2 separate regions of the Homo sapiens genome follow, and region 2 is linked to region 1. A link is an interaction called in ENCODE POLR2A ChIA-PET data of the cell type or tissue named here. Cell type or tissue: MCF 10A. All regions are shown on one strand. Links, peaks and the distances in the headings refer to the core of each region. The heading gives the core; the rest is flanking DNA. Region 1 overlaps RNF17 (ring finger protein 17). Region 2 overlaps RNF17 (ring finger protein 17).

What was found. ChIA-PET counts read pairs that join two places held together with the same protein. Peaks named below come from ENCODE experiments on the same cell type or tissue, not always from the same donor. Only the 100,000 strongest peaks of a DNase experiment are listed, where the experiment ranks them.
Region 2: POLR2A ChIA-PET joins it to region 1 with 19 read pairs; 3 of 35 experiments call an interaction of 5 or more read pairs at or near these places.

Annotation. Positions count from the first base shown.
Region 1 is chr13:24,787,989-24,790,805 of GRCh38, forward strand. RNF17 (ring finger protein 17) reads left to right here. Exons shown (of 36, transcript NM_031277.3): 7 at 1-171; 8 at 1,360-1,436; 9 at 1,710-1,784. Among named protein-coding and RNA genes, the nearest start is that of RNF17, 25 kb to the left of the region's middle. In MCF 10A, for the core only: no CTCF peak of the experiment used is centred there; no DNase peak of the experiment used is centred there.
Region 2 is chr13:24,853,053-24,855,869 of GRCh38, forward strand. RNF17 (ring finger protein 17) reads left to right here. Exons shown (of 36, transcript NM_031277.3): 25 at 803-1,092. Among named protein-coding and RNA genes, the nearest start is that of CPAP, 68 kb to the right of the region's middle. In MCF 10A, for the core only: no CTCF peak of the experiment used is centred there; a DNase peak (open chromatin) is centred at 1,499.

The DNA.
Region 1 (2,817 bases), core at 9-2,508:
AAAAAGAACCTGTGTGAAGAATTTGCAAGAACTACTGATGATTATCTATCAAATTTAATAAAGGCTAAAAGCTACATTGAAGAGAAAAAAAATAATTTGAATGCAGCTATGAACATAGCAAGAGCATTACAATTATCGCCTTCTCTAAGAACATACTGTGACCTGAATCAGGTAATTTAATAGTTCACAATGTGAGTTATTTCTGTGGTAGCTTATTTTACATGCTTTGGAATATATTTAAGACAAGAATTTGTTTTTCAGATTATCCTAACCTATATTATTATTTAGAATTCTAAATTGATGACAATATAGGTTAGGATAGTCTAAGTTATAATAAAATAATGTATGAAATCTAAGACAAACATTGTAAAATTTATATGACCTTTTGTTTTTTTTGACCAGTTAGGGAAATGGTGCAATTAAGTCTTTGTAACACTTGATCTGAGAGCAAGTAAGGTGACATTGAGGTGAAAGTTTAGGTTTCTAGGACACCCGATTAAAAAAATGAGGACAAATAAGGGTAGCAAACTGAATAGGACTCTATTTTGTTCACATAAACAATTTAGGTGTGGCTGTCAACTCTTAACGTTAAAATTTAATTCAAAATCCTAGTCAAGTTTTTCTCTTCCAATTCCATTCCAAATTGTGCAAGTCAAGAGACAGCTTCAGCCATCTCCTATCATCTAATCATGTGCCTGAGGGGTAGAATTGGGCAAAAAAACAAAAGTTTCTTATACTTTGACAGGACAAGATTAATCACAGATCTTTGCTGACTTCTGCCTCACTCCCTAAGGGTATAGGTTTTGCTTTAGTCATCTTTGAATCTTCAGGATCTCACTTCCCGTGGATAATCAGGTGTATAGAAGAGAAGCCATTAGTTTACCTGCCTCCAAAGTCTCTAACGTTAAATGAAAGGACAATTTGCCATGACCCTACTTGGCTAGGTGTCCCAGGCTTTAGTTCTAAAACAATAATAGTTGTTTCCTGTGTATTACACGTGCAACACTAGGTGATGAAAAAAATGATAAAATTTGGTCTTTATCCTAGTTAATCTAGCTAAGAAAATAGGGCAGAAAGGGAGAAAACTCTTGAAGATAGCAGCACAGTTGCAAAATGAATCTGATCGAGTTTTCTCTGATCATGTAGCTCTATCCTATTTCTTAGTGTCTATTGTTACCTTTTATACATATCTCCAAAAGTCATAAACACTTATTTGTATCCCTTTGAGTGCCCCAAATTGAGCCTGAATGCAATAATTAATGAAATACCTAAAAGATACAGTTTTCTTTCTAAAATCTTACTGTTCAGCAATATTTGTGACAAGATTCACACATGAATGATTTTTTTTTTAAATTCTAGATTATCCGGACTTTGCAGTTAACTTCAGATAGTGAATTAGCACAAGTTAGTTCTCCACAACTAAGGAACCCTCCCAGGTAAGTAAGTCATAGTTCAGGAGACCATAACAAGTATAAAGATGTGCTGGAACTTAAATGTATTAAAATAGCAAGTAATAATAAATTGAAATTTTGGGTCACAAATGTTTACTAAGTTAGTAACCAAATTAAGATAAGTGTAATTTGTGCTAACTTAGAAAGTTATTTAAATGTTTCCTTTTCAATTCATTAATGTCAGCAATTGATTTTTGTCTAGAGAACATGATACATTTGTATTAGAACATTTATGTATATGTTAATGTTTTATTATAGGTTGAGTGTGAATTGCAGTGAGATCATCTGTATGTTCAACAATATGGGAAAGATTGAATTTAGGGACTCAACAAAGTAAGTATTTATAAGCATGGTAACATGCCATTAGTGTCTGACAGTACTTACATTATCTAAGAGACAGAAGAATTGATGTTTAGTGTAATTCAAAAGCTGAAAAATAAAGGGCAAAATAGTTTCTATAGTTAAATTCTACATATAATGTTTTTTAAAAGGCCTAGAAGGGATCAGTATTCAGCAATATACATGTCGAAGTTATCTTTGAGATTGATTCAGTCAGCAAGCATTGAACACTGCTAGGCACTAACACCCTAGATATTGAGATAAATGTCCGAGAAATTACAATAAGTAGAGGAAGAAGGACATGCAAACAATAAAATGCATAATTGCTAGGGTAATGTATGCAGAATTTACTTGAGGTGCCAAGCAAGGGAATGATCAGTTCTTACTGGGGTAACAGGACTTGGAAAGATATTTTCTTTTCCCTTATCTATTAAAATTAAGTAGCAAGTAGAAAGGAGGAGAAAAAGGAAGTATGCATCTTATAGGCAGTGAATATATGGGCAGTGAAATAGCATGCTAGGTTCAGGGAATGGTGTATATAATTCCATTCTCTATGTCCCCAAGGATACATAGATGCTAAGTCTTAAAGACTTTGTATGCTGTCTGATGATGTTTGAACCTTATGATCCATGCTGTCCAGTATAGTAGCCACTAATCACATGTAGCTATTTAAATTTAAACATAAATTAATTAAAACTAAATAGAATTAAAATCCAGTTCCTCAGTTCCATTAGCCCACATTTCAAGTTCTCAGTAGCCACATGTCGTTAGTGACTACCTGTCTTATTCTATTTGTGCTGCTATAACAAAGTTTAAAAAGAACAGATGTTGTTTATTCTTCTGTAACTCATAAAGAACAGGTGTTTATTTGCTTGCAGTTCTGGCGGCTGAGAAGCCCAAGATCATAATGCTGGCAGATTTGGTTTCTGGTGAGGGCCCTGATCTCTGCTTTAAGATAGCACTTTGAATGCTGTGTCCTCACATGGCAGAAAGCATGGAAGAGCATAAAAGGGACAAATAACTATCT
Region 2 (2,817 bases), core at 225-2,724, 65 kb after region 1:
ATAGGCATGCGCCACCATGCCTGGCTAATTTTTCTATTTGTAGTAGAGACAGGGTTTCATCATGTTGGCCAGGCTGATCTCGAACTCCTGACCTCAGGTGATCTTCCTGCCTCAGTCTCCCAAAGTGCTGGGATTATAGGCGTGAGCCACCATGCCCGGCCCTTATTTCCTTTTAAAAGTACAGGAGATGAGAAGAAAAAGAAACTTGCTATAATTCCGCTAAAACACAATCAATATTAATATTTCCTCCTAAGATTTTATTTTTTTATACAGTAGGGATACCTATTTTTTTTAATTGGAAGGGAATAATATAAAGTAGAAAAACTGAGTAAATATAGCATATTACCACTTAGGTAATATATGAATATGGTATATTCATATATACGGATAGTACCTTATTGTTTTTTAAGAGACTCATGTTTTCTTTGTATTTTTGGATGCTAATAGCTTGCCAGATGTCTGTTCTATGTGTGGACTAAATTGAAATCATCTTAAAGGTGTTGTATCTTCTAGTAACATTGAATTCATTGTACAATGCTTGAGATATACATATGAAATTTTAAGAGAGCATAGTCTGTAAATATAGAAATTTAAAACATTTACTTAAATTTTTATTGCTTTTTCTCATCAGTCTCATAATTTAAAGTAGTTTTAATTTTAACTGATGCTAATTTTTATGTAACAAATTAGAGCAAATATTTTCTTTCAATTTCATGTATATCTGAATGATTCTTTTTATGTTGTTTTACCCAGAATTTTATATTTGCTTATGTTTAGATGTGTTCTTTTTTGGATGTTACAGAATTAATAACTTAGATAACAGCCATTCATTATCTGAGAAGTCTCTGGAAGTCCCCCTGGAACAGGAAGATTCAGTAGTTACTAACTGTATTAAAACTAACTTTGACCCTGACAAGAAAACTGCTGACATAATCAGTGAACAGAAAGTGTCTGAATTTCAGGAGAAAATTCTAGAACCAAGAACCACTAGAGGGTATAAGCCACCAGCTATTCCTAACATGAACGTATTTGAGGCAACAGTCAGCTGTGTTGGTGATGATGGAACTATATTTGTAGTACCTAAACTATCAGGTGAGACCTTCTATGTTATGTAGGCTCTAGTTCTCTAGTACGAACGACAGGGATTGAAATACTTTGGGCAACCTCTTTGAACGTTATTTTCACAAGGTTGTTAGGAGGATTAAATGATTTCACACAATGCATGCAAAGTGCTTTTAATAATGCCTAACATAAAAATCATTTAATGCAGTTTTTCATTATTCTAACATAGCAGTGTTATATAATTATATTATGTGAGTGCTATTCTCAGTATAAGAAGAAAGGAATTTGGAATTTCCATTTCCACTACTATGGCAGATGAACAACCCTCCCAAATAAGTCAGATCAGATGCCAATTTTTTTTTTTAATGAACACTTACTGAGTTGGCATTAAAGTAAAGAACATACCAAGCTCCAAAACAAACTGAAATCACACACTGGGAGGTAAGCATGTGCCAAAGAAGGCAATCACTCTAGAGTTGCTTCATAACTATAGAACCTTGAGCAACTGTGATAACTACATGAAGTTAAAGAAAAAGGAAATAAAGGTCCAGGCCCCTTTACTCAAAGTGGGAAATCTAATAGGAATTCCTCATGTGAAGATGGGATCCCAAAGGATGACTCCCACAATGGGTCAATGTGCTGATCACATTAAAAATCACTAAAAGTAGAGTTCAAATGAATTTTTTGAAGTTACTATAAAATGTTATTTATGTGAAAGAGTATAAAATGTATTATTTAAATAACAACATTAAGATGAGTAGCCACATACACATTGCCCATGATAAGAAGCAGCATCGCCAGAACCTAAGCAGACTTGTGTTGCCCCACTTGATCACGTCTCCTGTTTTGCCACCCCAGATACAGCCACTTTTCTGAATTAGCTAATTATCATTTCCTGTGTGCGTCACTAAACAAATTTTTTAGGTTTTCCATCTTTCAAACTTTATGTAACCAGAACCATAATGTACATATTCTTTTGTGACTTTTCATCAAACTGTTCGAGATTTGTCCACCTTGGCGCATTTCACTATATTTCATTCATTTTTTAAATGAATTAATAGCATTTCCATGAATGATTATGTCTCGGTATCTGTTCTATTGATAGACACATGTGTTTCTAGATTTTCTGTGATTACAAAAAATCCTACTATGAACATTCTTGTACCTGTCTCTTGTTACACAAGCAGAATTTTTCTAGGGCACATAATCTAGTGAACAGAATTGGTAATCATTGGCCAGGCACGGTGGCTCATGCCTGTCATCCCAGCACTTTGGGAGACCGAGGTGGGTGGATCACAAGGTCAGGAGTTTGAGACCAGCCTGGCCAACATGGTGAAACCCCATCTCTACTAAAAATACAAAAATTAGCTGGACATGGTGGCACGAACCTGTAATCCCAGCTACTCAGGAGGCTGAGGCAGGAGAATCATTTGAACCCGGGAGGCAGAGGTTGCAGTGAGCCCAGATCGTGCCACTGCTTTCCAGCCTGGACAATAGAGTGAGTGAGACTCCATTAAAAAAAAAAAAAATTGGTGGATAATTTCTAGGTAATGTCAAATTGTTTTTCAAAGTTGTTTATAACAGTTTACACTCATCACTACCAGTGCATGAAGAGTCTTGTTACCCCACATCCTTGCTAACACTTAATAAGGTCAGATTAAGTTCTACCTATCCTAGTGGATGTGAAATTGTCTCTCACTATGGCTTTAGTTAGCATTTCCTTGACTTCTTATGGCGTAAACATCATTTCTTCTA